Linked DNA regions of Homo sapiens: region 1 is linked to region 2. Evidence: read pairs that join two places in POLR2A ChIA-PET (ENCODE). Cell type or tissue: OCI-LY7. All regions are shown on one strand. Each heading gives the region's core, and the rest is flanking DNA. Links, peaks and the distances in the headings are about the cores only.

Region 1 (9,935 bases), core at 961-8,960, 770 kb before region 2:
AGTGTAGACTATGGACTTTGGTGTCTCTCAGTGGGTTCACCAGTTGCAACCAATGCACCACCCTCATTTGCAAGATGCTCACAACAGGGAAAACAGTGGGGACACAGGCTGAAAGAGGTGGATGGGAGGTCTCTGTACTTTCTCCTCATTTTTCTGCAAACCTAAAACTACTCTTAAAAATTGTCTATTAACTTCGAAAATTGTTTTAAATCAAAACAGTTTTTTAAAAGAGATGTGAAAAGATAGTTATCCTCATCAGCCAAGAAATGCAAGGTATAAACCATGATGTCATGTTTTGCCTACTGCAGGAACGAGGGGGCCAAAAGAAATAAATACTTGTAATAATTGGGCATAAAAGCGGGCGGTGGGGATACTGAATCAATCATCACCAAAAAGAGAAGATCAATTTTCCCTACGAACCATTAACATAAATACCTATTAAAATTTTTCAAATATGTATCTGTAGGCCACCATGCATGCTCTCGCACACCTGAGTGGTATGGTCCTCTACTTTGAAAAGCACCTGCCTAACTTACAGTCTTCACCTGATACACCCTTGGTGTAGACCCTGTACCTGCAAGGCTGCAGCAACATGCTCCCTAGTCCACTAGCACCCAGCTAGGCTTGCCCAAAGGGAGGTGCTGGCAAGTCCAGGCAGGAGGGTAAGGTCAGGCCTGGCTCCAAGGTGGCCTTTGTCCCTCTACTCAGGGACAGACTTTCGTTAGGTGGCCCTCTCTAGGTCCAACCACGGTTCCCACGTTGGCCTCTCATGCCTGGAGTGGGTAACACTCCCCCACTGCTGCCAGCCCTCAGGTGCCCCAACTTCCCAGAACCAGGCCCACACTTGGTAAATGGCCCCACATTGAAACCCCTCTCAGTCGCCCACCCACTTGAATGTGCATCTAGGCCAGCCAGGACCCAAAGGGAAATTACAACTTACCTTATGTGCGCAGGTGAATGTTCCCAGAGAGCAAGAGCAGCCCTAACTTTTGTCAGATTCTAGAAGGGTCTGGAAGGGTCTCTGAGGGTGAGAATAGCTGGTTAGAAACAACGCCTCCCTAAAAGCAGGGGAGGCTGCCCACTTCCTGTCAGGGCCAAACACATGTTAGTTCCCACTATGACTTCACCCAAATTCATTCTGTTTAGTGACAAAATATGTTTTGCCTAAACAATTATGATAAAGGAGCAGGCCAGAAGAGAGTTTACAAACAAACACACAGTGTGCAGAAAGCTTAGGCAAGTTGGAGGAGAGGAGTGTCCCCTGCAATTGCCTAATTTTCATACACAAATTACGTGGTTTCCCTGTAGATGGTCAATCGGTTGCAGATGTGTGGAAGGAGAAGCTTGATGTCAGGTTGGCTTTGGCAAGAGGGAGGGCCTGCCAGCTGCGCTCAGCCATCCCCGTCCCCTGTCTTCTTGGTGGAAGAAGAAAAAAGCCTGGGTTTGAGTTCTGGTTTTGCCACTTACCCCCTCCCTGTGAAGCTCAGCAAGTTCCCTAACCTCAGGATTTTCATTTGTAAAATGTGGATAACGAGGATTAAACAGATGCTACCTATAAGCACTGATCACAGCATAATGCAAAATGGGAAAAATCTGCTGAAAATTATTCAGCTAATTTTCTCTTTTTCTTTTTCCCAAGCCCATCAGTATTACCTTGATCTGCCTGAGACATCTTCTGCCTAAGCTTTGCAGGTTCACAGCACAGGGAGCTGACCTTTATGTGACACCATGTCCAGGCCACAGGCCCAAGGTCTACACATGCCCTAAGCCATCTAATCCACGCAGCAGGGAGGTGCTGTTATTAATCTAACAAGAGGAATAAGGCGCTGAGAGATGGAGGGATTCACCCAAGATCAAGGAGTTGAGAAGTATATTCCTTCCAGTGAAGAAAGACAGAGAGAACAGGGAAGCCTGGGCTGGCATGCAGAATAAGATTGGCATAAAGGACCTCTTCAAGGAGAACTACAAACCACTGCTCAAGGAAATAGGAGAGGACACAAACAAATGGAAAAACATTCCATGCTCATGGAAAGGAAAAATTAATATCATGAAGATGGCCATACTGCCCAAAGTAATTTATAGATTCAATGTTATTCCCATCAAGCTACCAGTGACTTTCTTCACAGAATGAGAAAAACTATACTACAAGGCTACAGTAACCAAAACAGCATGGTACTGGTACCAAAACAGATATATAGACCAAGGGAACAGAACAGAGACCTCAGAAATAACACCACACATCTACAACCATCTGATCTTCGACAAACCTGACAAAAATAAGCAATGGGGAAAGGATTCCCTATTTATTAAATGGTGCTGGGAAAACTGGCTAGCCATATGCAAAAAGCAGAAACTGGACCCCTTCCTTACACATTATACAAAAATTAAGATGGATTAAAGACTTAAATGTAAAACCCAAAACCATAAAAACCCTAGAAGAAAACCTAGGCAATACCATTCAGGACACAGGCATGGGCAAAGACTTTATGACTAAAACACCAAAAGCAATTGCAACAAAAGCCAAAATTGACAAATGGGATCTAATCAAACTAAAGAGCTTCTGCACAACAACAGAAGCTATCATCAGGGTGAACAGGCAACCTACAGAATGGGAGAAAATTTTTGCAAGCTACTCATCTGACAAAGGTCTAATATCTAGAATCTACAAGGAACTTAGACAAATTTACAAGAGGAAAACAACCCCATCAAAAAGTGGGCGAAGGATATGAACAGATACTTCTCAAAAGAAAACAATTTATGCGGCCAACAAACATATGAAAAAAAGATCATCATCACTGGTCATTAGAGAAATGCAAATCAAAACCACAATGAGATACCATCTCGTGCCAGTTAGAATGGCAATTATTAAAAAGTCAGGAAACAACACATGCTGACAAGGCTGTGGAGAAATAGGAATGCTTTTACACTGTTGGTGGGAGTGTAAATTAGTTCAACCATTGTGGAAGACAATGTGGCGATTCCTCAAGGATCTGGAACCAGAAATACCATTTGACCCAGCGATCCCATGACTGGGTATATACCCAAAGGATTATAAATCATTCTACTATAAAGATACATTCACACATATGTTTATTGCAGCACTATTTACAATAGCAAAGACTTGGAACCAACCCAAATGCCCATCAGTGATAGACTGGATAAAGAAAATGTGGCACATATACACCATGGAATAGTATGCAGCCATAAAAAAGAATGAGTTCATGTCCTTTGCAGGGACATGGATGAAGCTGGAAGCCATCATTCTCAGCAAACTAACACAGGAACAGAAAACCAAACACTGCATGTTCTCACTCATAAGTGGGAGTTGAACAATGAGAACACATGTACACAGGGAGGGGAACATCACACACCAGAGCCTGTCGTGGGGTTGCCGGGGGGGAAGGGGAGGGAGACCATTAGGACAAATATCTAACGCATGCAGGGCTTAAAACCTAGATGACAAGTTGATGTGTGTAGCAAACCACCATGGCACATGTATACCTATGTAACAAGCCTGCACGTTCTGCACATGTATCCCAGAACTTTTAAAGTAAAATAAAAAATAAAAAAGATTTCTCATAAGATGATCATCTGTGCTTGAGCCTGGGAGCTTGAGACCAGCCTGGGCAACATAGTGAGACCCCCATCTCTACAAAAAATAAATAATTAGGCAGGCATGGTGGTACACGCCTGTGGTCCCAGCTACTCAGGAGGTTGAGGTGGGAAAACCGCTTGAACTGAGGAGGTTGAGGCTACGGTGAGCTAGGATCACACCACTGCACTCCAGCCTGGGTGAGAGTGACACTCTGTCTCAAAATAAAATAAAATAAAATGATCGTCTAGAAAGCCAGATATTGTTTATGAGAGTGAAGAGTTTTTCAAAATTACCTTCACTCTTTGTTTAATATTTCACGCTCCAAGGAGGGAGGACCTGTGCCCACAACTCTCCTGTAGAGAAGATGCCCCTCTAACAGTGGCACAGCAAAGATATGGGCCTAGCTGCCTGATAGGTGAGGGCAGCTTTATGTAAGGGAAGCATGGTGGGTTGAATCGTATTCTCCAAAATAGCATCCAAGTCCTGCCCCTACTACCTGCGATTGGGACCTTATTTGGAAATAGGGTCTTTGCAGATATCATTAAGTTAAGGATCTCAAAATGGTATCACACTGGATTTAGTGGGGTCCCTAAATCCAGTGACTGATGGTGTCCTTATAAGAAAAGGAGAGGATGCAGGGACCCAGGGGGTAGGCCATGCGAAGACCCACGCGAGGACGGAGGCAGAGATGGGGCAAAATCCAGCCACAAGCCAGGGAATGCCTGGAGCCACCAGGAACTGAAAGAGGCCAGGAAGGACCCTCCCTTGCCCTCTCCCACCCAGAGCTTTAGAGGGAGGGTGGCCCCTCCCTCTAAAAATCAAGGATGCCTTGATTTCAGGCCGCTGGTCTCCTGCACTGTGAGAAAATCCATTCTGTTGCTGTGAGCCCCCCAGTGTGTGGTCATTTGTTACTGCAGGCTCAGGAAACAAATCCAGGATGTGAAAGGAAGCTCTGCCCTTCGCTGGACTGTAGTGAGAAGCGGATGGGTGCGGAGGAGGAAGGCAAGTGGGAGGGTCAGGCTTCAACCAGAGAGGAGCAGGTACAAGCGGGGGTAACACCAGGGCTATCCCCCAACTTCCCATTGATGGACTCTATAAAGAGTCGTCTTCACAGGCTGTCCATGTGTGACCTGGTGTGAGGCACGGTCGGGCAGTGGGTGCCCCAGGGCTGCACTGTCCTGAGCCACTGTGGTCCTCCCATGATATGAACAGAGTCTGTCGTGGAGCTCACAGTGTGCCAGGGTGGGGACAACTAGTGGGAAGAGGTGCTCTGTAATGAGGGCTCCAGGGTGGACCCCCCGCCCTTCAAGTCCTTCATGCTGGGGGTGGAGGATGGGTAAAAGGACACGACATATGGGGACATAAGGAGACTGGGTGTTTATTTGATAGAGTGTTTAAAAGAGAGCGGGCTCTGGAGGACGACCCAAATCCCACCATGCATTTCCAAGTCCTGTGACTCAGATGAGCTGCACAGCCTCCCTAGGACTCGGTTTTCTTGTTTGTAAAATGGAAAAATATTGACACCTCCCCCATGGCATCATGTGATACTCAAATGAACTGTAAACATGCCTGGCCAAAGTAAAAGCCTAATGGAATCAATAAATACATGTTTTTTCTTCCACTCCCACTGATCTTAGAGAAGATCCGATCAGCTATGGAAAAGTAAAGGAATATTTTCTTTTAGTATATCCAAGTTGTAGAGTGAGTTATTAATACATTTTTTTCAAGGCATGAGACTCTTTCTGAACCATTATACTGAATGACTGCATAGTATCCATCACTGACCCAGGATGGCCCAGGGCCCTGTATACTACCTGGCACATAGCAGGTGTTCAATAAATATTGGTTGAGTGAATGAATTATAGCCTTAGATAAGACTATAAAGAAATGGCCTGACTTAAATTATCACATTTGAGAAAAAGGGAAGGCATTTTTATGTGAAACTCCTCTGAAGAGGTTCCTCACTTACTTGAGCCAAACCATGCTGTTCTGGTCTACTTCTCAGAAATTCCCAAAGGTTTATACAGCAGAGTCCCTTAACGTGCAAATTTAATTCACTTGAATTCAACCTCACAGGCTGCATAAGAAAATAACAATTTCCACCACTTGGTAATGCTCCTAGCTGTCAACTCATAATGCCCAAGTGAAAGGAGGGGGCTTGAAGCCCTGGTTCCCTCAAGCAGGCTCAGCCCCACATGGCCCTCACAGCTACTGCTAAACACGACTCCAGTGTTTCCAGTATTTTTGGTACAACATGTGCCAAAAATACAAGCTTCTCGCCGCATCTGTTGATTAAACCAGGAAATAAGACAAAATTCAAAACCAAAAGAAAAACTGGCTGAGTTGGAGGTACTGAGAAGTACTGTGAGCAGATCGGAAAAACAGCCTCGCTTCTTCACACCTTTCTGTTTCTGTGGCTTCTGCAAGGGCACTTTGCTACTCCTCCCATCAAGATCTGGAGACTTTTTCTCCACTCCTCAACTCCAGGCAACATCGTGTCACATTAGGGATGGTGTGCCTAGGTCCCAAGAAGCTTGCACGCTTCTGCTCTGCTTCTGCCATGAGAACAAGCCCAGATGAGCTCCCAGGAGGATGAGCGACCATGTGGAGCTGAGCCAAGCAATCCCAGGAGAGACCGTCCTCGTCCAGCCAGTGAGGGAAGAGTGCAATTTTAAATGAGATGGGCCAGGTGAGCATCCCTAACAAGAATGTCAGCTCCATAACACAAGCTCTTTCATTTACTGGTCTACTGTATACCAACTCGTCCTAGTTTGTCCTAGACTTGCCTGGTTTTAACATGGGAACCTAGTGGTGGAATGAGCCATGCTGGTACCTGGGGTAAGAGTGTTTCCTGCAATGCAAAGGCCAATGGATGCAAACAGCCAGTGCAAAGGCCCTGAGGTGGGAATGTGCCTGGCATGTTTGCGGCATGACACACTGAATCAGAGGAACTGCACCCACAGACGCTAGCCTGCTCAACAATATTTTTTTAAATTCTTTCTGGGCAAGTATACTATTTCCCTGGGCTTTTGTTTCCTCATCTGCAAAATGGAGAGAACAATGTCTGGGTACCTAATGACCTGAAATTATGGATACTAGGGATGCCATGCTTAATTAAATGACAAGACGCCTGTCTTGATTACTGCTGTGACTGTTACTCTCCTCCACGGCAAATGGAGAAAGCAAAGCCTAAAGCTTTATTGCTGGACAGAAGACAAGGCCAGCACAAGGATGAGAACTGCCATCCAGAACTGCTCTCCTTCCACCACTGAGGGCCACTTGGAAGGTGACCTCTGCTGGCTGTTGTGTGCCAAGGGCAGATCTTTCCAGTATGGGCCTGGCTGTGTTGGAGGTTTATCTTGATTCCTCGTGGCTTAGAACACAAAATAAAATGTTACATAGCACCACGATTCGTGATTGCCTAGCAGGCTATCAACAGATTTGTTTAGGATGTGAAATAATGAATTCAGAATATTGTATTGATGATGGTTATTCTTTTATATAATTACAATAATTATCCAGGAAAATAGCAAACAGATGCAGTGCTGAATTCAAATAAAGGGTAGGAAGAAGCGTCCCAAATACTGACGTGATTCAGAATATTATATGAGTTAACCCTACCTCTTAAACTGCCCATGTCAGAACTACAAGGTATGGATAGGCACTCTTTATAAATGGACATAATGTACGCACTAAAGCGAAATACACATGCGTGTTACAGTGGGTCTAGGGGGGTTACTCAGAAAAGGTATGTCAGTTAGGACCCAACATGATTCTATGGCTGCAGACTGACAGGTGGCAAGAGATCATGTTCCTCAAATTTCTCCATCTCTCAATGGGATGTATTTTTTTAATTAAGGTACAATTTACATACAGTAAAATGCACCCTCTTTAGTGTACAGTTCTGTGAATTTTGACAAGTAAATACAGTCGTGTAACAACCAACATAATCAAGAAGGCCATCACATCCCCAAATCATGCCTCCCTCTCTGGTCAATCCCTTCCTCCACCTCCAGCCTCTGGCAACCACAGATCTGTTTTCTGTCCCTATAAGTTTGTCTTTTCCAGAATGTCCTATAAATGCAACCACATATTATGCGGCTTTTTTGGTCCAGCTTCTTTCATTCAGGACAATACCTTTGAGAGCCATCCAAGCTGTTGTGTGCTCCAATCATTCATTCCTTTTCCTTGCCAAGTCCTGTTTTACGGTGTGGGTGTGCCACAGTGTGTTAATCCACTCCCTCTTTCTGTGGGAGGCAATAATAAGGCATTCCTAGCTCTTCCAGACAGGGAAATGTCAGTAAAGGCCTGGCAGAAAGCCAGTGCTACTATCCTTCCCAGGAGGTAACAGGGCCTTCCCAATGAGTACCAACAGAGGCTGAGTAGGGAACCTCAACTTCCACTCATCTCTTCCCCAGTCAGAGCAGTAGCAAAGGAAGCCAGCTAACACAGAAGGGTCACTAAACCCAGACTCTCATACCATAATGCCCAAAATGTCCAAGTCTCAATTAAAAATCATTTGTCATACCACGAACCAAGAAGACCTCAAACTGAAAGGAAAAAGACAATGCACAGATGCCAACACCAATATGCAAGAGGTGCTGGGATTCCCTGACAGCTATGAAGCAGCCATCATGAAAATGTTCCCATGAACACTTACAAATATGCTTGAAACAAAGGAAACATAGAAAGCCCCAGCAAAGACATAGAAGATAAAAGAAGAACTACATGGAAATAATAGAAATGAAAAATACTATAATCAAAAATGTAAAAACTCAGTGGATGCCCTCAACAGCAAAATGGACAGGACAGAAAAAAAGAATCGGTGAACTTGAAGATAGGACAATGGAAATTACCCAATCTGAGCAACAGAGAGAAAACAGGATGAAAATTAAAAAAAATAAAAAAAAAATGAACAGCCTCAGGGACCCATGGCACTAACAAAAGGTCTAATATTCCTATCATCAGAGCCTGGGAAGGAGAAGAGAAAGAAGATGAGCTTAAAAAGTGCTCAAATAATGTTCAGGAGCTTCAATTTGGCAGAAGACATAAAGCTACAAGTTCAGGAAGCTGAGAGAACCACCCACCCCCACCCCCACCACCAGGATAAACCCAAAGAAATCCACACCAAAGCACGTCATAGTCAAACTCCTGAACTCTAAAGATAAAAAATATTGAAAGAAGCAAGTGAGAAACAATGCCTTAGCTACAGAAAAAACAATTCTAATGAAAGCAGGTTCTCATCAGAAACTTGGAGGCAAGTAGAAAAGGGTATCACATTTTTCAAGAGCTGATGGAAAGGAAGTGTCAGCCCAAAATTTTATATCCGGTGAAAATATCCTCCTGGAATGAAGGGGAAATCAAGATATTCGCAAATAAATGAAAACAAATAGAATCTGTCACCAGCAGGCCCACCCTCAAAGAATGAAAGTTCTCTAAACAGAAAGGATGTAACAAAAAGAGAAACTTGGAACATCAGGAAGGAAAAAAGAACAATGGAAACAGTAAAAAAGTGGGTAAAAACATTCCCTTTTGAGTTTTTCTTTTTTGTTTTGGGGTGTTTTTTTGTTTGTTTTGTTTTTTGTTTTTTTTGTTTTTGAGACAGGGTCTTGCTTTGTCACCCAGGCTGGAGTGCACATACATTGATCAGTGGTGCGTACATGGATCACTGCAGCCTCAACCTCCTGGGCTCAAGCAATCCTCCTGCCTTGGCATCCCAAAGTCCTGGGATTACAGGCATGAGCCAACACTCCCGAGCAAGTTTTCTTAATCATGTTTGGTGGCTGAAACAAAAATTATAACACTGTCTGATATGGTTCTAAATGTATGTAAAGGAAATATTTAAGATAATTCTAAATGTGAGGGCATAAATGGAGGTGAGATTTCTACTCTTCACTCCAACTGGTAAAATAACGACACCAGCAGACTATGATAAGTTCCATATATATAAAATGTAATACCTAGAGCAACCATTATGCGGTGGTATCTGAGAGAACCAGCCTGAACCGCAGGCTGCAAAAGTGCTCCCTGTGCAGCCTACAGCCTTGGATCAGGGATAATCCATCTGCAGCCTTCCAGACAGGGAAACTAAAGCCGCGTAAAGCCAGCTAGCCTCCCGTGGCCAGGAGTCCACACACAGTGGCCGTTTCCTCTGCAAGCCCCACTTCCTCTATGCATGCCACAAGCTCCAAAGCCTTCTGTCCTGCTGTGCCCAGGCTCCCAGATGCATGCCCACATCTCTGCTTGTGCATGGTCTGCTATCCAGCAGCACCCCAGAGGGTTGTCAGCTGTTTGCCTAGCAACTCCACACAATCTCAAGTCTAGCTGAATCAGCCAACTT
Region 2 (9,935 bases), core at 1,367-9,366:
GCCCGGCGGCTGCCCCGTCTGAGGGGTGGGGAGCCTCTCCGCCCGGCGGCCACCCCGTCTGGGAGGTGGGGGGCGTCTCCGCCCGGCGGCCGCCCCGTCCGGGAGGGAGGTGGGGGGGGTCAGCCCCCCGCCAGGCCAGCAGCCCCATCCGGGAGGGAGGTGGGGGGGTCAGCCCCACGCCCCGCCAGCCGCCCCGTCCAGGAGGGAGGTTGGGGGGTCAGCCCCCCGCCCGGCCAGCCGCCCCGTCAGGGAGGGAGGTGGGGGGTCAGCCCCCCGCCCGGCCAGCCGCCCCGTCCGGGAGGGAGGTCGGGGCGTCAGCCTCCCGCCCGGCCAGCCGCCCCGTCCGGGAGGTGAGGGGCGCCTCTGCCTGGCCGCCCCTACTGGGAAGTGAGGAGCCCCTCTGCCAGGCCAGCCGCCCTATCTGGGAGGGAGGTGGCGGGGTCAGCCCCCCGCCCGGCCAGCTGCCCCGTCCGGGAGGGAGGTGGGGAGGTCAGCCCCCCACCCGGCCAGCCGCCCCATCCGGGAGGTGAGGGGCGCCTCTGCCCGGCCGCCCCTACTGGGAAGTGAGGAGCCCCTCTGCCAGGCCAGCCGCCCTATCTGGGAGGGAGGTGGCGGGGTCAGCCCCCCGCCCGGCCAGCTGCCCCGTCCGGGAGGGAGGTGGGGAGGTCAGCCCCCCGCCCGGCCAGCGGCCCCACCCGGGAGGTGACGGGCGCCTCTGCCCGGCCGCCCCTACTGGGAAGTGAGGAGCCCCTCTGCCTGGCCACCACCCCGTCTGGGAGGTGTGCCCAACAGCTCATTGAGAACGGGCCAGGATGACAATGGCGGCTTTGTGGAATAGAAAGGCGGGAAAGGTGGGGAAAAGATTGAGAAATCGGATGGTTGCCATGTCTGTGTAGAAAGAAGTAGACATGGGAGACTTTTCATTTTGTTCTGTACTAAGAAAACTTCTGCCTTGGGATCCTGTTGATCGGTGACCTTACCCCCAACCCTGTGCTCTCTGAAACATGTGCTGTGTCCACTCAGGGTTAAATGGATTAAGGGCGGTGCAAGATGTGCTTTGTTAAACAGATGCTTGAAGGCAGCATGCTCGTTAAGAGTCATCACCAGTCCCTAATCTCAAGTACCCAGGGACACAAACACTGCGGAAGGCCGCAGGGTCCTCTGCCTAGGAAAACCAGAGACCTTTGTTCACTTGTTTATCTGCTGACCTTCCCTCCACTATTGTCCTATGACCCTGCCAAATCCCCCTCTGTGAGAAACACCCAAGAATTATCAATAAAAAATAAATTAAAAAAAAAAAAAAAAGAAGGCAAATACAATACCAGCAAAAACTTGCATACCATTAAAAGTGAAAGAAGAAATAGTTGCTTTTTACTCTTAATTACAAAAATTGGGCCTTAAGATGTATAAAGTTCTGGTTTGAAGGTCAAAGACCGTCACAATCCAGCACAACATGAAGAGGTCAGGTTCCAGGTGTTGAAAATGTCATAAAAAAATGGCTGAATAAACTTGTCAGGAAACCTAAGAGCATTTTATGGGAAAAGTATTCCATTAAATCTTTAAACAGTCTCCTGATCTACATATGATTTAAATGCTTTTCTGTAATTATTCATTCAAGAGCCATGGAAGAAAAATTAAAACGCTTCCCTTCAGGAAATGTAAATACTATCTTTACAAAAGAATAATTTAAAAGTTCATGTCCCATCAAATTATAAAAAGTAATAATGAAAATTTCCAGTGAACTGAAAACTCAATCTAGGCCTTACCTATCTGTATTACCTCAAGCATAGCATAACATCCTATCTACTAAATGGCAAGATAGAAGTTTTTAAGGAGTAAATATATAATTTTACCTTTTTTTTTTTTTTGAGACAGAGTCTCACTCTGTCACCCAGGCTGGAGTGCAGTGGCACGATCTTGGCTCACTGCAACCTCCACCTCCCAGGTTCAAGCGATTCTCATGCCCCAACCTCCCAAGTAGCTAGGACCACAGGCATATGCCACACCTGGCTAATTTTTGTATTTTTAATAGAGACAGGGTTTTACTACATTGGCTAGGGTGGTCTCAAACTCCTGACCTCAAATGATCCACCCACCTTGGCATCCCAAAGTGCTGGGATTAGAGGTGTGAGCCTCCACGCCCAGCCATAATTTTACTTTTAACTTAGCAATTCTACCAGAAAAATAAAGGCTAAAGTATATTTAGACCCCAAACTATAAAACTCCTACAGGATGACAGAATAAAATCTAGATGGCCTTGGATTTGGAGATGACTACTTACAACACCAAAACAAAATCCATGAAAAAAATAACTGATTAGCTAGACTTCATTAAAAATAAAAACATCTGTTCTGCAGAAGACAAGCCACAAGCCAGGAGAAAATATTTGCTAAAAACATACCTGAATAAAATACTGTCAACCAAACTATACAAAGAACTCTTAAAACTCAATAATATGAAAATGAAGGCTGGGCACAGTGGCTCATGCCTGTAATCCCAGCACTTTGGGAGGCTGTGGCGGGTGGATCACAACGTCAGGAGATCGAGACCATCCTGGCTAACACGGTGAAACCCCGTCTCTACTAAAAATACAAAAAAATTAGCCGGGCGTGGTGGTGGGCACCTGTAGTCCCAGCTACTCTGGAGGCTGAGGCAGGGGAATGGCCTGAACCAGGGAGGCGGAGCTTCCAATGTGCTGAGATCGTGCCACTGCACTCCAGTCTGGGTGACAGAGCGAAAGAGACTCCGTCTCAAAAAATAATAAAAATAAAATAAAATAAAATGAACAACCTAATTTTAAAATGGGCAAAAGATCTGAACAGCCACCTCACCAAAAACGTACAGAAAGCAAATAAACATACGAAAAGATGTCTGGCCGGGTGCGGTGGCTCACGCCTGTAATCAGGAGGCCAAGGCGGGTGGATCAGCTGAGGTCAGGAATTCGAGACCAGCTTGGCCAACATGGTGAAACCCTGTCTCTACTGAAAATACAAAAAGTAGCCAGGTGTGGTGGCCCATGCCTGTAGTCCCAGCTACTGGGGAGGCTGAGGCAGGAGGATCACTTGAACCCGGGAGGCAGAGGTTGCAGTGAGCCAAGACTGTGCCACTGCACTTCAGCCTGGGCGACAGAGTAAGACTCCATCTCAGAAAAACAAAAATAGAAAAGATGTCCAATGAGATACTATTACACATTTGTTCATTTTCTTATTGTTGAGTTTTAGAATGGCCAAATTCTAAAATACTACCAATACCAAGTGTTGGTGAGGATGTGGAACAACAGGAACTCTCATTCACTGCTGGTGGGAATGAAAAACGGTGCACAGACACTTTGAAAGACCATTTAGCAGTTTCTTACAAAACTAAACATATTCTTACCATACAATCCAGCAATCACCCTCCTTGGTATTTACCCAAGTAAGTTGAAAACTTATATCCACACAAACACCTGCACATGGATGTTTATAGCAGCTTTATTCATAACTGCCAAAATGCAGAAGCATTTTGTGAGTGGATAAAATAAACTGTGGTATATCCAGACACTGAAATAGTGCTCAGTGCTAAAAAGAAATGAGCTATAAAGCCATGAAAAGACACGGAGGAGCCTTAAATGCATATTCCTGAGTGAAAGCAGTCAGTATGAAAAGGTAGCATACTGTATGATTTTACTCTATGACATTCTGGAAAAGGCAAAACTACAGAGACAATAAAAAGATAAGGTGTTGGCCAGGCATGGTGGCTCACGCCTATAATCCAGCACTTTGGGAGGCTGAGTGGGGCGGGGGGGCGGATCACTTGACATCAGGAGTTCGAGACCAGCCTGGCCAGTATGGTGAAACCACATCTCTAATAAAACTACAAAAATTGGCTAGGTGTGGGGGCACACACCTGTAATCCCAGCAACTCGGGGGGCTGAGGCAGGAGAACAGTTTGAACCCAGGAGGCGAAGGTTACAGTGAGCGAAGATCGCTCCACTGCACTCCAGCCTGTGTGATGGAGCAAGACTCTGTTATCAAAATAAATAAATAAATAAATAAATACGGTGTTGATAAAATTTAAGGGAGGAAAGAACACAAGGAGCATAGAGCAGTTTTAGGACAGTAAAACTGAAACTACTCTGATATTATAATGGTGGATACATGTCATTATACATTTGTAAAAACTCACAGAATGTACAACACTAGAAATGAATACTAACGCAGACTACGGACTCTGGCTAACAATGACATGTCAATGTAGGTTCACCAATGGTAACCAATGTACCTCTCAGTGTAGGATGTTGGCAGTGGAGGGGGTTATGATGCATGTGTGGGGTAGGAGTTACAAGAGAACTCTGTGCATACTTTCTGCTCAGTTTTTGTGTGAACCTAAAACTGTTCTAAACTATATTTTTTTTAAAAAAAGGAAGGGGAAAAAGCATTTGGTCTTTTATATTAATTCACTTTCGGTAGTATCCCCCTTAACATTTCTAATATTAAATATTATTGAGATTTTGAAAATATCTATCTGTATTGTGTGTGTGTGTGTGTGTGTGTGTGTGTGTATATGAATAAAGATTCTTTGTTGTGCAAAGTGATTGCTCCTCTTCCTTTTCTAGAGTTCATGAAATTCTGGTTTCACAAATACATATCCTTCCTTTGTTATTTATCTTCTGATGTAGCTACAATACTTTGAAACTCAACCTATATATGTTACCAAATAAGTTGTATACCAATTTGATATATAATCTATCAGGTCTCAGCTTTCCAGATACAAGTTTAAAGTTATTAGCTTCACAACAGTTTTTTCCACTCTGCATAAAAAAAGCTATATTATTTTATACTCTTGCAAACACAAATTAGGTACAGTATCTCTCCTTTTCACAGCCTCTCCAAAAAACAAATTACCATATTTCACTTCAACTCTAAAAAGATTACCTTCTGGGAAGGTAATAATCTGTCTCCAGAAGCCTATGACTTTTGATGGATTTTGTTAAGACAATAAAAGTGTGCTTGAGGTTTCAATACAGTAGACTCTCTATGTGGGAAAAATACACTAAAATGGAGGGACACGGACATTCTAAAGCAAAATCTGTTGGATATCTTATTAATATTTTTAAATTTTACCCTTTGACAGTCTATTTACATTAAAAAGTATCCTATTGCTTTCTGCGTTCTATACCCATCTGCAGTGCACCAATCCCCACATTATTTCTTTTCTTGTTTATGTAAATCTTCCCCTTCTAGAATGGAAACTCCATCAACACAGACTTTTTTGTCCCTCTTGTTCATTACTGATCATCAGCACCTAGAGCACTTGCAGGCATAGAACAGATGCTCAATAATATATTTGCTGAATGAACAAATAGCCATGCCATGCTTCCATCTACTTCACACAATGGCTGTATTCTTCCTCTATGCACCCTCTGTAAGCACATCCAGGCTCTGGGTGAATAAATACTGAGACTACTGCTGCTCCTGTTCCAGCATTACACCCTTTTCATCTTCTGCATAGGACATATTTTGTTTGTTCCTTTCCTGTTTCCACATGGAGTGGGGGGCGGGGTGGGGGGGGGGGGTGTCTGTCCTATTCATCACCAGATCCTCCAAACTAGAACAGTGCCACAAACATAGTAAAAATGTATGCTGCATGAATACGAGACTTCCTCAGAGGTCATTGTACTCTGATTCTGCTGCATTTCCTGTAAACAGACACCTACTTCAAAACCCGGATCTGAAATCACTCTAAATTTGTGCTGCTTATATACAGGTTGAAGGTATTAAAAATGCTCACTGTGTCAATAATGCTTTCATCATAATTATTCTATGGTGTTTTTTTTTAAAGTTGCCCCCTCCCTAAAAAATGAAAGATACCATACTAACAGATATTCGAAGAGAGTGAGCTGTTAAATAACCATGAACTCAAGAATAAGGACACTGGAGAAGTTTTCTTAAAAATCTATTTTCTTGATCGAATTGTTAGCTCACACATTAAATCAATGCTTTAGAAACAAAAATAAAGCTTTAAAGCTTTGCAACCAATGTGTTTAAATGGCAGACATTATATTCCAATATTCCAGCAGAAAGCCTGATTGTATAGCTCTTATTTTGAAATAACCACATAAAAACAACCCTACCCATAGACACATAACTTTCCTGAAGAACTCTTAGAATGCAGTGTTTTAAATTAATAAAGTATTCTCCTGGTATCCTCGGGAGCCAGCCAGCTACTGAGAAACATCACACCTGTTATTGCAGCAAGAGAAATCAACACCAAGAACTCTCACTGATGATGCCATCAAAGGCACACCAGAAGCCAACTTGATTGAAATAGACTATACCAGACTTGCAGGGTGCTTACTCAATTCACTAGTTTCCTAGGTCTTTCAGAGCAGAAAGAAACAAAACTCAGCCTGCCACCACCTCCATGGGTGGGAAAACTAAACTGGAAGACATGCTACTGTATTTTAAGAATTCCTAAGATCAAACTCAGGAAAGCTACCTGAAAAAAAATACAAAGTTAGTAAGGAACAGCCTGGAAAACTAAGATATTTGCAGTTTATATAACAGATGAATGGCCAGAATTGAAAATATATAAAGAATTCTCTTACTTACAATAAAAATTCTAAAATCTCATGAAGGAATACTATACAACTCTTTAAAAGAATGAACTAGATCTGTATTTCAACAGTTGATAGGTCTCAAAAACATGTTAAGTCATCCATACACCATGACACTACATTAAGTGATCTAGAAAAAAACGGAAATAGTTCACATTAAATTCCTCCGGGGAGTTAAAAAAAAAACAAAAAAAAAAGGAGGGCGTATGAATCAGCAGATATGGAGTACAGACATGCCATAAATTATTAGTGAAGTTTTACTTGTTTTATTAAAGAAAGATTTAAAACGAGTCTTCTAACAAATTATTAACATTTAGTTACTCCATACTGGGGTATTTATATTATCTGTATTTTTCTGTACTTAAAAATTTTTTCATATACAGAAAGCTACCTGTAGTTTATGTGAGATCCAAACAAGGTTCTTTTGAAATAATTTTCTACTTGTTCAGACTTGTAAAGTTGTTGAAAACTGATAAACCAGCCTTGATAGTCATGCTTGTATAATTTATAAAAATCAAGGTTATCACTCAAAACATGTTTAAAGTTGCAGTGGTCTCATTAACTCAAGACAAAGACCCATGTGTACAATTCTGACAAAAGCTTCTGTATGAACTTCAAATACTAGAAACCATCTAAAGATAAATACTGTCACTACTTTCCTTTAATACACTAGATTTTTTTTCGTAATAGAAAAATGGCTAAAAGGAGTATATAAGAGCTGAGGCTTCATACATTCTATCTATATCCAGCACTAATATTATCGTGCAGTAGAAGATTATTCACAGATGAATTTTACATCAGTTCTAAAAGGATCTTAGACGATTTAATAAACTGAATTTTTTCAATGCATTCTTTATCCCATTGACTAACGAACATCTAGTAATTATTCTCTACTTGAAAGACCAAAATTTCTGATTACAGTAATCACAAAAATAAACAAAAAGATAAGCAATATTCTACTGCAAATAAAATTCTATCTAAATAGAAGAGTGACAAAACATGATTCACATTTTACACAAAGCAGGATGAGTCAAGACAGATAATATGCTCAAGTTAGGGGTATGAGTGATAAAATAGCATGGGGTCCCAATTTCTCATGGTTGTAGTTGTTTTAACAGTTCAAGTGCAAAAAGTCATTAACAACAGAAGTAAAACTTCTCCAAAGTGTTCCATCTTTAGTGGAGATGACAGCATGTGAAAAAGCCTCCATACGAAAATCAACACATCCAATTCACACCAGATACAGAACAGGGGAGAAGAACAAGTTTAGCATTCTGCACCTTGATGATCCAACTGGAATTTTCAATCTGTGAACGATGAGAAACAGTAGAACGTGGTTTATCAGTTAGTGTGTAATCTGTTCTGGTTCCTTTTCAATAAAGAACCTAAGTGGCTATACCAGTGATAAGAGATTATCAACCAGGTCAGCAGCTTCTTAAACTCAAGAAGAGGCCAGGGGAAAGGCTGTGAGACTTGGATGAAAAATATTTTCTATTTTTCCCTTACTCTGCCTTTGGAAATTATGCTCATTCTTCAAAGTTTTGCTCAAACGTCTTCTCTTTTGGAAAGGTTTACCAAATCTCTTTAATCAGAAGAAATTACTCCTTACTGTTCTATGTCACAACAATAAGCTGACTGCCAAATTTATATCTGCAGCCTGGCCCTCTCCCCTGAGCTCCAGACTCAACTACCTATTTAACATCTCTCGTTGCAAGTGTACTGAGCATCTCAAGTTTCTCATGTCCAAACGGCACTCTTGAGTCCCACTCTCCTCCCTCAAACTCAATGCTTCTCATCTCAGTAAAGAAACCACCACTCACCCAACTGCTTAGGCCAAAAGCAGTCTCTCTTCCTCTACATTTAATCTACATTCCTCTATATTCCTCTACATTTAATCTAGAAACCCTGTCTCCACTAAAGATACAAAAATTACTTAGGCGTGGTGGCACATGCCTGTAGTCCCAGCTACTTGGGAAGCTGAGGCAGGAGAATTGCTTGAACTGGGAGGGGGAGGTTACAGTGAGCCGAGTGAGATCGCACCACTGCACTCCAGCCTGGGCAACAGAGCCAGTCTCCGTCTCAAAAAAAAAAAAAAAAAAAAAAAAAAGGCTCCTGGCCAGGCGTGATGGCTCACACCTGTAATCCTAGCATTTTGGGAGGCCTGAGCTCAGGAGTTTAGGAGTTCAAGACCAGCCTGGGCAACATGGTGAAACCCTGTCTACTAAAAATAAAAAAATTAGCTGGGCATAATCCCAGCTACTCAGGAGGCTGAGGCAAGAGAATTGCTTGAACCCGGGAGACAGAGGTTGCAGTGAACCGAGATCGCGCCACTACACTCCAGCCTGGGCGACAGAGCAAGACTCTGTCTCCAAAAATAAAAATAAAAATAAAAATAAACTCCTGCTCAGATTCCTCTGTGGCTTCCCATCTCACAACAAAATCCAAAGTCCCTCCTGTGGCCTGCCTACCGGCAAGGCTCCTGCCCTCTTCTTTGAGCTCATCTCCCCGCAGGCCCCTCCACCACTCTAGCACAGGCATACCTTGCTGCTCCTTGAACACACCAAGCTCATCATCACCTTGCACCTGCCCTTCCATCTGTCTGTAATGCTCTTCCCAAATGTCTCCACAGTTCATACACTCATTTTATATAGGTCTCAGTTCAAATATCACCTCCTCAGGTAAATGACCTTCCCTAATCACCCTACTTAAATGACCTTCCCTAATTACCCTACTTAAAATTGAATCCATTCCCAAATCCCTTTATCTTGCATTGTTTTTAGTTGTTTTTTTCCCATTTATCACCTACTGCCTGACACCACATCATATATATTTTCTGTTTTTATTTAATGTACACCTTCTCCACTAGAAGATGAGCTCCACAAGGTAAAAGTTTTCTCATCTCGGCCTCTCAGCAATGCTTGGCACACTACAGGTACTCAATAAGTAACCCATGAAGAGAATGGTTCAGGTGCTGTGCTAGGCTCTCAAGCTAGAGAGAGAAACAGGGCACTGCAGCTCCCACCCAGAATACACAGAACAATCTTGGGGCCCATCCAGAATTAATGAATCAGAATCTCTAGGACTGAGACTCCATAATGATTTTTTCTTTTTAAAAAAATATCAAATGTGACGTTAGCTCATATTTAACAGTACCAATCTATTCTAAGCACTTTACATGTGTTAATTTGTATACTCCTAACATACCCCAGAGGGAGAAATTTGAGGCACAGAGAGGTTAAATGCATCACTGAAGGACACATGACTTTCAGATGGCAAATCTAGGGTTCACACTCTTAACTCCTGGGCAGTATACTACCTCTAACTGCATCGAACACTGTAT

Evidence for each region. ChIA-PET counts read pairs that join two places held together with the same protein. Peaks named below come from ENCODE experiments on the same cell type or tissue, not always from the same donor. Only the 100,000 strongest peaks of a DNase experiment are listed, where the experiment ranks them.
Region 1: POLR2A ChIA-PET joins it to region 2 with 9 read pairs; 2 of 35 experiments call an interaction of 5 or more read pairs at or near these places.

What each region holds. Positions count from the first base shown.
Region 1 is chr20:59,173,986-59,183,920 of GRCh38, reverse strand. The region is part of intron 1 of ZNF831 (zinc finger protein 831); the gene reads right to left. Among named protein-coding and RNA genes, the nearest start is that of ZNF831, 15 kb to the right of the region's middle. In OCI-LY7, for the core only: CTCF peaks have their summits at 6,666 and 6,869 (motif pointing left); a DNase peak (open chromatin) is centred at 1,350; H3K4me3 peaks cover 965 bases; H3K27ac peaks cover 1,080 bases.
Region 2 is chr20:58,404,510-58,414,444 of GRCh38, reverse strand. The region is part of intron 1 of VAPB (VAMP associated protein B and C); the gene reads right to left. Among named protein-coding and RNA genes, the nearest start is that of VAPB, 20 kb to the right of the region's middle. RefSeq lists enhancers at 1-556, 557-1,348. In OCI-LY7, for the core only: no CTCF peak of the experiment used is centred there; DNase peaks (open chromatin) are centred at 5,674 and 6,264; H3K4me3 peaks cover 815 bases; H3K27ac peaks cover 1,735 bases.